Regions from separate parts of the Homo sapiens genome. Here region 2 is linked to region 1. A link is an interaction called in ENCODE POLR2A ChIA-PET data of the cell type or tissue named here. Cell type or tissue: CD4-positive, alpha-beta T cell. All regions are shown on one strand. Links, peaks and the distances in the headings refer to the core of each region. The heading gives the core; the rest is flanking DNA.

What was found. ChIA-PET counts read pairs that join two places held together with the same protein. Peaks named below come from ENCODE experiments on the same cell type or tissue, not always from the same donor. Only the 100,000 strongest peaks of a DNase experiment are listed, where the experiment ranks them.
Region 2: POLR2A ChIA-PET joins it to region 1 with 6 read pairs; 2 of 35 experiments call an interaction of 5 or more read pairs at or near these places.

Annotation. Positions count from the first base shown.
Region 1 is chr18:76,717,572-76,724,907 of GRCh38, forward strand. LOC105372213 (a long non-coding RNA gene) reads left to right here and starts at 4,793. Exons shown (of 3, transcript XR_935658.2): 1 at 4,793-4,879; 2 at 5,632-5,787. RefSeq lists an enhancer at 3,667-3,836. In CD4-positive, alpha-beta T cell, for the core only: no CTCF peak of the experiment used is centred there; a DNase peak (open chromatin) is centred at 3,830; H3K4me3 peaks cover 786 bases.
Region 2 is chr18:76,384,869-76,392,204 of GRCh38, forward strand. The region is part of intron 3 of ZNF516 (zinc finger protein 516); the gene reads right to left. Among named protein-coding and RNA genes, the nearest start is that of ZNF516-AS1, 100 kb to the right of the region's middle. RefSeq lists an enhancer at 5,803-6,320 and a silencer at 5,958-6,126. In CD4-positive, alpha-beta T cell, for the core only: no CTCF peak of the experiment used is centred there; no DNase peak of the experiment used is centred there.

The DNA of each region.
Region 1 (7,336 bases), core at 2,668-5,167:
ATTGCAGAATACATGATCAACACAATCAGTTGTGTTTCAATACAATGAAAAACTCAAAAAGGAAATTAAGATTAAAATTTCGGCTGGGTGCAGTGGCTCATACCTGTAATCCCAGCACTTTGGGAGGCCAAGGCAGGTGGATCACGAGGTCAGGAGATCAAGACCATCCTGGCTAACACGGTGAAGCCCCATCTCTACTAAAAATACAAAAAATTAGCTGGGCGTGGTGGTGGGCGCCTGTAGTCCCAGCTACTTGGGAGGCTGAGGCAGGAGAATGGTGTGAACCTGGGAGGCGGAGCTTGCAGTGAGCTGAGATCGAGCCACTGCACTCCAACTTGGGTGACAGAGCGAGACTCTGTCTCAAAAAAAAAAAATTCATTTACAATAGAATCAGAAAGAATAAAATACCTAGGGATAAATTTAATCAAGGAGAATGTAACTGTGACAGACTTGTGAACTGAAAGGTGTAAAACATTGCTGAAATAAATTAAAGGAGCGATATAAATGGAAAGACATCTCATTTTCATGGATTGAAAGACTTAATATTGTCAAGATAAAAAGCAATCTACAAATTCAAACTCAATCTTTATCAAAATTTCAGTGGCACTGCAGTGAACGCGAATAACCAAAACAATCTTGAAAAAGAAGAACAAAACTGGAGGACTCACACGTTCCGATATCAAAACTTATGACAAAGCCACAGTAGTTAAAACGGTGGTACTAGCAGAGGGATAGACATATAGACCAATGGAATAGAATTGAGAGCCCAGAAATAAATCATATCTATGACAAATTGATTTTCAGCAAAGGTGCTAAGACCATTCAATGGAGAAAGAATAGTCTCTTCAACAAATGGTGCTGGGATCACTGGATATTCACGTGCAAAATAATAAATTTGGAACCCACTTCACATGGTATGCAAACATTAACTCAAAATAAGTCAGTGATCTAAATATAAGAGCAAGACCAGGCCGGGCACGGTGGCTCACGCCTGTAATCCCAGCACTTTGGGAGGCTGAGGCAGGCTGATCACTTGAGGTCAGGAGATTGAGACCACCCCGGCAAACATGGTGAAACCCTGTCTCTACTAAAAATACAAAAACATTAGCCGGGCGTGGTGGTGGGCACCTGTAGTCCCAGCTACTTGGGAGGCTGAGGCAGGAGAATGGCATGAACTCAGGAGGTGGAACTTGCAGTGAGCCGAGATTGCGCCACTGCACTCCAGCCTGGGCAACAAAGCAAGACTCTGTCTCAAAAAAAAAAAAAAAAGATCAAGACCAAAGGGGCAAATCTTCATGACCTTGGATTTGGCCAAAATATCTGACAAGGGATTAATATCCAGAATATATAAGGAACTTCTATAACCCAACAACAACAAAACTTAATTTTAAAGTGGGCAAATGACTGAAATAGACATATATACACATACGCACACATACACACAAATGGTCAACAAGCACATGAAAAAATGCTGAACATCATTAGTTATTAGGGAACTACAAATAAAAAGCAAACTTCATACTCACTAGAATAGCTATAATTTAGAAATATGAAAAATAATAAGTGTTTGTAAGGATATAGAGAGATTGGAATTCACTTTTTTTTTTTTTTTGAGATGGAGTCTTGCTCTATTGCCCAGGCTGGAGTACAATGGCACAATTTTGGCTCACTCCAACCTCCATCTCCCCGGTTCAAGCAATTCTCCTGTCTCAGCCTCCCGAATAGCTGGGATTACAGGTGCACGACACCATGCCTGGCTAATTTTTGTATTTTTAGTAGAAATGGGGTTTCACCATGTTGGCCAGGCTGGTCTTGAACATCTGACCTCAAGTGATCCTCCTGTCTCGGCCTCCCAAAGTGCTGGGATTACAGGCGTGAGCCACCATGCCTGGCCTGAAATTGGAACTCTTGTATACTGCTGGTGAAAATGTAAAATAGTGTAGACCCTATAGAAAACAGTATGGCAAGTCCTAAAGAAATCCAAAATGGAATTACTGTATGATCCAGCAATTCCATTTCTGGGTATATATGCCAAACAATTGAAAGCAGAGACTCAAACAGATTATATCCTGGTATTCACAGCAGTGTTATTCCCAACATCAAAAAGCTGGAAACAACTGAAACGTCCATGAACGGATGAATGGATAAACAAAATGTGGTATATACCACAGAATACTCCTTCAAAAGCAAAGAAATTCTAATATTAATACATTCATAACATGGATGAATCCTGAAGACATTATGCTAAGTAGAATACACCACTCACAAAAAATAAATCTTCATGATTCCACTTATATGACATGCCTAGAGCAATCTAATTCATAGAGACAGAAAGTCAAAAGCCAGTTAGCAGCTGAGGGAGGGGGGAGTGGGGAATTATTGTGTAGTGGATCAAAGTGTCATTTTGGGATGATGGATGAGTTCTGGAGATGGATAATGTTGATGGGTGCACAGCAGTGCAAAGGTACCTAATGCACAGAACTGTATGCTTAAACATGGTTAACACCTGTAATCCCAGCACTTTGGGAGGCCAAGGCAAGAGGATCACCTGAGGTCAGGAGTTCGAGACCAGCCTGGCCAACATGGTGAAACCCCATCTCTACTAAAAATACAAAAATTAGCTGGGCGTGGTGGTGGATGCCTGTAATCACAGCTACTTGGGAGGCTGAGGCAAGAGAATCACTTGAACCCGGGAGGCAGAGGTTGCATTGAGACGAGATCGTGCCACTGCACTCCAGCCTGGGCAACAGAGTGAGACTCCATCTCAAAAACAAACAAACACACACACATGGTTAACATGGTAAATGTTATATACATTTTACTACAATAAAAAATATTTGCACACAGAGAAAAAAAGTAAACATTGAGATACCATGTGACACAGAAATCTGCTATGCATATACCCCAGAGACCTGAAAGCAGAAAGTGAAAAAAATACCTGTACACACACATACCCATAACAGCACTGTTCGCAGTACCCAAAAGGTGGAGACAACCCAAATACCCAACAACTGACCAACAGATAAGCAAATTGTGTTGCATCCATACAATAGAATAGGATTCACCCCCAAAGACACAGAGTTACTGATTCATGTTGCAACACGGGTGAACCTTGAAAACATTATGCTCAGTGAAAGAAGCCAGACACAAAAGGTCACATATTGTATGATTCCATTTATATGAAATATCCAGAATAGATAATTCCATGGAGACAGAAAGCAGATTGGTGGTTGCCAGAGGCTGGGAGGAAAGGCCATGAAGGGAAGCTGCTGAATGAGGACAGGGTTTTGTTTTGAAATATGGAGACGTTTCAGAACTAGAGGTGGTGGTTGCGCAACATTGCAGATGCACTAAATGCCACTGAATTGTTCACTGTAAAATGATTTTGTGTTACGTGAATTTCATTTCAATAAATTATTTAAAAATATGTAGCTAGTATCAATAACTGCTTTTTAAGACACTGTATTCGGTGCTGTACTATGTGAGTTAGAGATATCGCCTGTTTTGGTATCAAGATAGTCCTACGAGGTAATAGTATTATAATCCCAATTTTATGCCTGAGGAAGCTGGGGAACAGTGTTGTCCAGGGGTGTTGTGGTCCAGTGGGGGTGGTGGAAATAGACGCAGGATAACTTCCTATGAGAAGGTGAGTGAGCTCAGTGCTGCAGAGAGATTTAATGGGCAAAATAGTAACAGCTGCTGCAATGAATCGAGCAGGCACCAGATGCCGAGTAGTTTCTTTACAAAAATACAGGAGTGCAGTTCACCTCCTTTCCTCCCCACAAACAGCACCCTGGGCCGGGTCTTGGCTAAGAATGAGCTGAGCGCTTCTGAGCAGTCACTTCAAAGCATGGGGTAACCACAGGAAAACCTTGTTGAAAGGATGTGGCTTAGCGAGAGGTCCCACCTTAGTCCTGGTGGGCCACATGGGGCACAGTAGGGGCAGGGGGAAGATGGGGTTAAGAGGGGATTGCTGTAGGAAAAGAAGCCATCAGGAACTTTGAAATCTATTTTCAGTAGTATCCCGAATCTTCTAAACTTTGTTGTCCTGGCTTTTGAGCTTCTGGGAAAGGTGGATACCCACAAGAGCCCCAAGTCATTGTGATGTCAATATGAACTTTAGTTTGATTCTGTAGCAATATAATGAGCTTGAAAGCCAAGCTCTGTTAAGACCAAGACAGAAAGTAAGAATGAAAATGTGTGGAATAGACAGTTTTCTAAAAATCTTTCAACACTGAAGAACAAAGCCTGGAGTCCTGCCATCACAGAGGCCCCTCTGCAGAGCGGAGAATGTGGGGCCCTCCACCTGGAACCACAAGGCCCCCATGTTACCGCCCGACCAGAGGGAAGCCAGGGTGTTGAAGAAAACTCTGGAGTTTTTCTCTTCCAGTCCTGAGAGATGGTGCAAAGGAGAAGGGGAGACAGAATGAGAATGAGGCTTAGATACGAAGCAGGCCCTTGTTCGTCCTCTCTCTTCAGAGCCCCAATCTTGATTTGGGAAATGGAGCTTTAGAAACATCCTGTAAGGAACATGGCTGTAGCTGCAGCCAAGCAGGCATAGGGGTAGCAGGCATAGGCCGAGGTAAACAGCCTGGTTGACTCAGTGGGGTTGGGGTGCAAGCGTGCAGTCCCATGTCTTATATAATCATAGCCAGGTAGACATAACATAGAGAAGCTCCCCACCTGGCTCTTAGCCACTATTGTTTGTGTAGTGTATAAGCGTAACATTGAGCCTGTGAAGGAGCTGCTGAATAAAGTCATGTCTCATTTACCTGCTGTCTCTTGAATGTTCTTCCAGCTCCCTGCCCCACATCCACCCACTCTCCTCGGACCTCAGTTGGAGCTGGACCCCGACCCTAAGCATGACATATTTGCACAGGTCAGGGGACTTCTGGAACATGCAAAAGCCTTCACGTCCACGATTGTGCCCTCCTGAGCCTGGGGCAGGACCAGGTCTCCGTGAACCTGCAGCCAGGCTGCCTGGGGCCTGCAGAGCCTCTGGAGCCTTGGACCATGGCCTGGGTCCTATGGGGGTCCACGGAAGTGCAGAGCCCTGGGTCAGGACAAGGACGTCCCTGAGAACCATGCCTAGAGACAGCAGGCAGTGCTGCCCTGGGGCTCAGTGTAGATGGAATAACTTGAACCTTACAAAGGATTGCTGCTGTGGGGTTGGGGAGACAGCGGGACTGGAAAGAAGGCCTACAGTGCCTATGAGTAGAGAGGGGGTTCCCTAAACTCCAGAGCATGGTGTGGCAGCAGGCCTAGAGCAGGCTGTGAGGGAGAGGGGCACCGTCAAGCGCCAGGAGGGGGAGCAGAGCGCTATGCTGTCAGGGGCCCAGGAGGATTCGACTGCTTTCCCCTTGGACCGTGGAAGGCCATATGTGGCATAGCTGAATTGGGATTTTCTCCTCTTTATTCTAAGTTCCTTCAGTTTTCCCAAACCTAGCAAAATCCATGTTATTATTAATTATTATCAGTGTTAATTTAGTAACACTAAACACTGTTTATTAGTAAAACTAACACCAGCAAAGCCTTTGCGTGCTAGAACTTCTGAGCATTTTCCATGGACTGCCCCATTGGAACCCCATAACCTCACGGACTACCTTTATCACTATTGTCCCTGTTTCACAGATGGAAAAGCTGAGACACAGAGAAGTTCCTTGAGTTGCCTGAGATCACAGAGCAGCAGGGCCAGGACCCGGTCCCAGGAAGTTCCACTGCAGGCCCGGCTCTAACCCTCATCACTGTGGTGGTGGCCTTCAGTTTGAGTTGGGTCAGAATGATCAGGTAGGCGTGTCAGACACAGAGCTTGTCCAGAGGCAGTGGGAGGGGGCTTGGAGTTTGCTTTTTTTTTTTTTTTTTTTTTTGAGACGGAGTCTCGCTTTGTCGCCCAGTCTGGAGTGAAGTGGCACGATCTCGGCTCACTTCAACCTCCGCCTCCCAGGTTCACGCCATTCTCCTGCCTCAGCCTCCCGAGTAGCTGGGATTACAGGTGCCCGCCACCACGCCTGGCTAATTTTTTGTATTTTAGTAGAGACGGGGTTTCACCGTGTTAGCCAGGATAGTCTCGATCTCCTGACTTCGTGATCCGCCCACCTCGGCCTCCCAGAGTGCTGGGATTACAGGCGTGAGCCACCGCGCCCGGCCGGAGTTTGCATCTTTAACAAGTTCCCAGGTGGCGATGATGATGCTGGTCTGAAACCCACACCCTGAAAACCACTTCTGTAAAGACTCCACCCTGATGCCTGCGGAGAGCCTCCACCCTGATGCCAGTGGGACAGGTGCCCAGCACACCCAGGCCAGCCTAGCAGCCAAGGGAGCGGAACTGGTGGCTGGGGAGCCCCCAGCCCTGAGAAGCAGAGGGGCTGGAGAGGAAATCTCTCCCACCTCTCCGCACCAGTGGGGAGACCCTGGACAGGGCCCGGGGGTAAGGGCTGACATCCGGTTCCCTGCGATGCAAACTGTGTGGTGGCTGCTGTATACAGACAAACGAAACAACCACAGCTCCGCAACACGAAATGCCAGCACACAGCCAAGGCAGAGCCGAGCCGCTCGTCCTCAAAGCCTGGGCCTCCCCCTTTCCTGCTGCTCAACAGGCTCTTGCAAGCTGAGCACGAAGACAAAATAAAAATCAGGCTTGAGGAAGGGCATCGCCAGGCCGTGTACCCTGAGAGGCTAAGTGGGGAAGAGCTGGTAACACGGCTGTAGAAATAGCAGTGTTCTTTGCCTCTTATTCAGTGTTACTACATAAGGCAAGGAAACTGGGCCCTTTTCTGCAAAGAAGAGTCAAGGAGAATGAAAATAGTGCTTGGGTGCTGTCTTCCTGTTTCCTAGCCGTTTCTTTTTCTGCAGAGCACAGAGAAAGGACAAATGACTAGGGATCTGCAACATTTGATCAAACCGATGGGGAGTGGGGTGGGTGAATGGGGCTGTGAGGGCTCTCCAGCACGGAGGCCTTTAGGCGGTGCTGACTGACCAAAAATGTCCAATTCCTTGAAAGCATTTAATCACTGGAATGCTCAAATTTAAATTTTAAGAGATCAGATTTAAATCCACTTAACAGCTGCATGCTCTTGGGAAAATGTAACCCCTCTAAGCCTTGCTTTCTTCCTAAAATGGCAGGAATGGGGAGCAGTAGAACGGTGCTCAGCCCACAGAATTGTCAGGAGGATGACGTAAGATGATGGGTTCAGTGCAGCGCCTGGACGTAGAAGGTGACGTTCTTTACCATAAATGTTAGCAGGTGCTAACAGAGATCTCTGCTTCCCCATGTGGGACCTCAGGTGAAAAGAGTCTTCAGATAGTAAAAGCGAGAAGACAGGGTAGAGAACCCCCT
Region 2 (7,336 bases), core at 2,633-5,132, 330 kb before region 1:
GAACGGTGCTGATTTGAGCATGGCGTGGCCCTGCATAGATGGCTGCCTCTAACCCTGACCGCAGTGCCGAGGGCACACACCAGAGAGGGAAGGCTGGCTCAGAAAGGCCTGGCAGCGGCCCTGTGCAGAGGGAGCAGGATCTCCAACACTCACCCCATGCTCTCCGGGTGCACGGAAGCACGTGCCAGGAGGAGGCAGCCGGGTCCGAGCAGCCCTAGAGAAGGCGCACGTCGCTCCCAACCCCACGAGTGTGCACACGCGTGCCACAGACGGTGACTATGGCTGCTCTGTCCTCGGCTCAAACACACCAGGGGCTCCCGGGTTCCTTTCTAAGCAGGACCTTCCTAGATGTGTCTTGGAAACACAAACATGGATTAGGTCTTGGGTGACTTCACTGCGTCCCAAGCTGGCCCTGGCCTGGCTGGTGCCGCACACCGCCGACAAGCATGTTTCACACGGGGCCCAGGGAGTGGCAGACTTGCACTGTCTGAAGTCCCTGAGGCAACATCTTCAACACACACAACCGCCCTCAAAAGCACAGAAATGCGGTGAGGGCACTTTGTATAAAGTTACTCCCCTTTCACTTAAAATATTTTTTATTACTGTAGTAAAATATACATAACAAAAAAGTCTGCAGCCACGCAGCCACGCTGAGGCGCTCCCCTTCCGCGCTTACGGCTGCTCTGGGGCTGCCTATTCGTCATGTTTTCGGTTTTCCATGGGTGTTTAAAGCACTTCATTCTCAGTGCACATTTGTGCCTCTTTTCTTCTTTGAAAAATAAACAGGACCCCAGGAGCGCCCTGCTGGCTGTCACTCCAGGAGGGGCAATGGGCAGCAAGCATGGGTCTGCGCCCAGCTCTGGTGATGCTGAAGAACCGGGCCCTGCATGTAGGGTGCCACTGCACTGCCCCCCCCCCGGGAGCTGTACCCCCATGGGAGCGGTTGCCTCACTCCTCCTCCCAGGCAGCCCACCTGCAGGAGGTAGCGCCGGCCCCGGTGCCAGGACCCTCGTGGCCCCCTGTGCACTGACAGTGCATCCTCCGGCCAGTTTCCTGAGCTGCTATTCCTACAAAGCGGCCCTTCCAAAAACCAACTTCCTCCTGAAACGCATCCCCATGCTCTCTCTGCAAGACACTTTTCTTGCCTAACTTCGTAAGTGTTTAGAATAAAGATTTTTCTCATTTCTGCCCCTCTATATTGGGCTTCGTAAAAGCCATTATTTCTTTCCACCCATAACGGATACAGTTTAGTTAATTCCGTGAACAGGAAGGGGTGTCTGCCCACCTGGCCTCTCTGGGTTTCTAAGGGAAGGTTGGGGGCCCTTGCTTGGGGATTGGGGGGCTGTGGTGTTTTGCTGGGCTGGGCTTTGTTGAACACACAGGGTGGCTGCAGGCAGGTCCCCACTCTGCACAGTTGCTGGACCCGTCTGCAGTCAAGTTCACGGCACATCCTGAGCTCAACACCGGGGGCTCACCTGCATATTAACAGGGAGTGAGAAGTGAATGAACAGGTAATTGCAAGCATCACATTCGTCAGTGACATCTCTGATTCAACTTTAGGCTGACAAGGAAGGGGGATGGGAGGTGAGGGAGGAGGGAGGAAATGGCACTACTTTTATAAAGGTTAAGAAAAGGTAAAAGTTCCACAATATTAAGATTATACAGGGAAGAAAGCTTGATGCTTTTTTTAGAAGACGAATTCAGTTAAGCGACCATAATTCTAAGGAGCCTCAGGAATAAAACTTCTCACCTCCCAACCTACAAACGGCATCAGAACCACCAGAAAGAGGCCCTTTAATGAACAATTGCATGTACAGAGACTTGTATGAGGACTTTTATCTCGTTCTACATTTTTCAACCTTATCACAATGATTTCCTTTCTAATGGATGAGAGCTGGACTTTTCAAGATTTTCCAGTTCTATGACTGACAATTTTACCCACACATGTCATTTTCATCATGCAGCCAAACATCTTAAATATTTTATTCTATAATTTCGGCAACCATCATGATGGTTCCCACAGGATGTGGTATAATTTCGGCAACCACATCCTTCCCACAGGAAAAAACCTGCCAAGGGCATGGGGAACCCGTTAACACCCCAAATTCTCACTGGACTGATCTCTCGGCGCTGGCTGACCGGACACCTGCTGCCCTGAGACCAGAACCCATCGCTGGAGTCCCTGCCACCTGGGCAGGACCATGCCCCGCCCCTCTGAAGGCTCCGTCATCCATGTGGACTCTGCTCCTGGGACACAGCCACCGTGGGACGAGCCTGCAGCCCCTCTCATTTCAGCCACATCAGCTCAGGTCAGACACGTGCACAAAATTCACACTTCTTCCAGGCACCCCACCACGATCATAGAACAGGAAGAATCTTTGAAGAGACGTGGCATGTCCATGCACCACACCCAGGCCGGTTTAGTAACCCGTGGATGATTCTTACGTGCCTTACACCCGCTTTGCTTTTCCAATACATTGTATGTTTGCAGGAGTGAAGGCACCGAACAGCAAGCAAGGGAGGCAACTTGCAGGTACACCAGCACAGGCCCGCACACGCTCTGCCATTGACCTGCTGCAGACGCAGATGAGATCAATTCTGTGTGTCGTGGTAGGTTTATAAAATACAAATTGTTTTAATATATTTTATCCCAGATTTGCCAAGAAAAAAGAAAAAAAAAGTCACTCAGTCACACAAAAGCACACCAACTATATAACGTGATTTTCTTTTTTCAGAGGATTACTAAGCTGGTAATGTAGGAGACCGAAGCATGCATGGACTTGGTCTCTCCCTGACAGTCTTGGGGACAGGAAGGAGAACACGGCTGGCTTTAGTGCACAGAGGTCAGCTGGGAGCAGGCCCAATGCCTCTGCCCAGGAGTGGCCATTCCTGAATCTGACATGGACAGGAGACAGGGAAATACTGGATAGAACAGGGCAGTTCCCTGGCAAAGGCCCCACCCTCGAGCTTGGAAACCTGCGGCCCTAAATGGGAACAGGTATTCCTGTTTTCAAACTCAAGTGTTGCTTTTGGCCCGCCATGCCTCCCTATCCTGTACCCGTAGAAACCCCAAACCCCAGGCTCCAAGAGCAGAAGAGCAGAAGACTGGCAGAGTGGCAGAACGGCACGGCAGAGAAGAAAAGAGAAGGAGCATCTGAACATCGAGAGGAGTATGGCTGCGGACAGTCAGAGAGGAGGTCGGCCGTGGGACAGCTGAACTCCAGGGGAAGATCATCTTCCCACTCCATCCCCTTTCCAGCTCCTCATGCATCCCCCTGAGAACCACCTCCACCACTCAATGAAATCCCTGCAATCACCATCCTTCAAAGCCTGTATGACCCGATTCTTCCTGGACACCAGACAAGGACCCAGGTACCAAGATGGCAGGGTGTAAAAGGCTGTCACCCTGACTCTCCACTGAGCTGGTTGAACACTTAGCCATCCACAGATAGCAACTGCTAAAACAGCATTAATTGTCTAGACACTACCATGGGGCCAACGCCCAAAAGCACTCACCCAGCTCCTGCACCTGCCAATCTGCTTGCTACCCCTCCTGTAAGGAGTTTGAGCGCAAATAAGCCACGCCCCTGTTGCAAGTCCCGCGAGGGGTCAGGGAACTCTCCTGTTTCAGATCCACAAGGAGGAAGGTCTCAGAGGTTGCTGCAGTGCCCGACCTCCCATGAGCCATCATGTACATTGATGACCCAGATGGAGAAAGGGAACCGGACAAGCTTATTGGAGCAGGGCTGACACTCAGAGATGAGGGAGACCAAAGCAGCACAGAGACTCAGAAGTTTTCGATGAGATGCAACAAAGGCTTGAAACTAACAAGATGAAATCCCGTAAGGAAAAACAAAGTGCAAGAAGAGAAAGTTCTGGCCACGGAAAAGACCCCAAGCTCCTAGGAGACCATGGGCTCAGTGTGAGTTACTCGGCTCAGGGTTGAGATCAAACAGAAGCATCCTCAGCAACAGCCGGGGAAGGAAGGCCCACGACGGGGCTGGCCAAGGGTCCTCTCTTCACACTGGGCGGCAGGAGCCCAGCCTGGGCTCTGAACCATACATGGAAGAGCAGCAAATGAACCATACATGGAAGAGGAGCAAATGAACAAGAGTGAGCGGGTCCAGAACAGGCCCGGGGGAGGCTTCTGGGAACCAAGTAATACGAGAATGACTGCAAGAATGTGGACTGTTCCACCCAAAACAGGCGGCTGGTGGGTTGGGCTGCCACAAACCCCGATGTTACTCGGTGAGCACTGAATGGATGCAGGAAAATCAGTTCATCCATGACAGCCTTGCAGGTGGCATCTGAGAATCATCTGTCAAGGTCACGAGCCACAGCTGGCAACAACTGGTCAAGGCCAGAACCTGGCCTAAAGTCCCGGCTTCTGAGGGAGTGGCCTGCACATTCTCCAAAAAAAAAAAAAAAATCTCTGGGTGATTCTAACTGCAGCCAAGATTGAGGAGGGCTGGGTAAGATAGGACAAATAAACAGAAATCAATGAGAATGAGATTTCAGGGGAGGCCAAGGGAGAAGCCTTCAGCTGAGAAACAGCTGCCTTATAAACAGTGCATCCCTCACCAATGAGAGGGGCAGGCAGAAAGCAGGAGGCAGCTCTCGGGAATTCTGCAGGGACAGACCTTCCATCCGCACGCACATGGAGGCATGATCTCCCCCCGTCAATTCTAAGGTTCTAAGTTTCGTGTACGGAAACGACCCAAAAATTGCTAACTAGACAGGAGTAATTCATTTCTTATGTACTCTTCAATGTCATTTTTTGTTCTGTTCAATTCCTTGTGACTTAGTTGATTTTTGCAGAGTTATTTTTAAGCAGTACAAAGTAGAAACACACTTCTTGAAACAAAAATGCTTTGTCATTTCTTAATCTCTACCTTTAAAAATAGCAAGCAGCTATTTCACTCTGAGGAGCGCTTACACAGCCATCACTGCCCGCAACCCTGGGACCTGAGGGGGAGATGGGTGAGTCTGGAGAAAAGGCTGTTTCCTAAGAGTCTCGTTGCTAGTCCTGCTCGGTCACATGACCTCACCTGTGGTCCCGAGCGATAGTGGGCAGCACGCAGTTTTATTACATGAGGCAGTATGTCTCCCGGTTCACGCTTATTATAGCAATAATTCCAGAGCTTCTCACTCTTGGTTAAAACAGAACAGAAACACAAATGCAATACCAAGCACAAAACCACGAACATCTTTGAGTAACTGGGCTCTTCCTCCTACACAAAACGTCCTGACGGGTCCCTCAGAGTGAATCTATGGTCACGACCCGGACCCCGGAGGCCTGTGCATTGAGTATGCGCTAAGGTTTTTAATACAACTGGCTTCTTTCCATTGTCTCCCAAATATCCCACCCCAGGTAGTTGGGTACTGAACACAAACTGGTCATTTTGATATGAGAATGAGCAAATCTACCAGAAAATTACGAGCCATGTATGTCTGTAATGAAATCCACAAGGAACCATGACTGCAGTTTCTCCAGCCCCATGGCACACCTGTGTCAGGGTTTACACCAGTGGCTTTAACAATACAGCCCAACACACACACCTGTTGCGGGGTGGAGCAGGTCACCCAGGGAGGCCAGTCCCAAGCCAGGAAGCAGCAGTGATGTGCCCAAGACGGCACCTGTCTCAGATGCATCCCAGCTCACCAAGGACCAGGGGATTCCAGGGAAGCACCAGGCAGGCCTTGGGTCGACGGCCAAGCAGCCCAGCTGCCAGCACCACCCACAAGTCTCCAAGTCTCCGAGGAAACGAGGGGCACAGAGCAACCCGGGTCCCGCAGGCAGGAGGCCCATGTGGACGTCGGTCATTATCCTTTGGAGAGGAGAAGCTGGGTTTGCCAACTCAGCCTGAGCACTGCATTCCCCAGCCAGAAGCACCGAGCGGCGGTGTGATAAACACATGACACTTTCCGGGTTCACTGGGTGCCTGGAACCATGCCAGGAACTTCACATCCATGACCTGCCCCTCGGAAAAGGTCTAGGGAGGGAAGGTCACCGTCCCATTTTGTAGATACGAAACCTGAGGCACAAAGCAGCTTATCTAAGGCCATCAGGCTGAGAGCTCAAGCCAGCTTCAAATGCCTCTATCTCAGCTCACACCCCACAGCGCTGAGCTCATTGACACTGGCAGGTGTTCCCAGATCCCAGGAGGGCCACGAGGGAAGGAACCCAGGCACAGCAGGTACGGAAGGTGGGGACACCAGGGGTCCACAGGAGGACAGAGATTGCACAAAGAAATCATTAAGGAGGGCTGCGAGATTTCGAAAAGAAAAGAGAAAATGATATGAAGAGTCTGCACTTTAGGAAACACGCTACAGGGTGAGTAAGTGTGAGCGTAAGGGCTCTGGCCGAGGAGGGTACTACCATAAGCACAAGCCAAACCACAACCCTAATCCCAGCACAAACCCTAGCCATAGCAGTAGCAATACACCTAACCCTAACCTAACAACTAACATGAACACCTGATCCCAATCCTAACCCCCTCAACCCTAACCGTGAACCAACCATAACCCTAAACCTAACCGCTAACCATAACCACTAACTCTAACACTATTAACCCTAATCCAACTCTAACCCTAACCCCTTACCCAACTCTAACCCTACCCCTACACCTAACCCAACTCTAAACCTAACCCAAACACCTAACCCTAACCCAACTCTAACCCTAACCGCTCCCTCTGTCGCTGTGGACTTGCCCGCAGCCAGGTCCTCCTGCAAACCTGCACAGCCCCATCCCAGACACGTGACTAGGACAGGGGTCCCCAAACATGATGTACTGGCATCCTGGTAGCCTGGGCAATCACACCAGCCCTACAGAACCTGTACTAAAATACCAAATTAGAAACAGGGACTTCCACAGGTGCCCAGGCAACCAGGTGGAAAACTGCAGACACAGAGGTCTCAGTCATCCCATGGCCCCAGCCTCATTGTGTGCTTTGGGGATAAGGCTGTTGTCTCAGCCTCGCCCTGAAGGCCGGAGACCCCATCAGACAGAGACAGGCAGAGCCAGCAGGAGGAGGCCGGGCAGGTAGGCCCACAGCAGAGAGGCCACGAGAGCAGGGGAACGTGACACTCAAAGGGAGAGGGACGGCGAGGCAAACAACACCACGGTCCTCTCTGCCGCGGCTCACAACGCCGCCCCTGGCTTCCGGGGAGCACACAGCTGAAGAAGAGCCTCATTTCCGCCACCAGCGACGCCAGTCAAACCAGGAAGCCAGCGCAGACTCGGCCACTGGACCAAAGAAACACAGTACGGCCAAGGGACAGGCCTTACATCCAGGGCTCAGGGTGGCCTTTTCCTCACTGTCCCCATGAAAATGA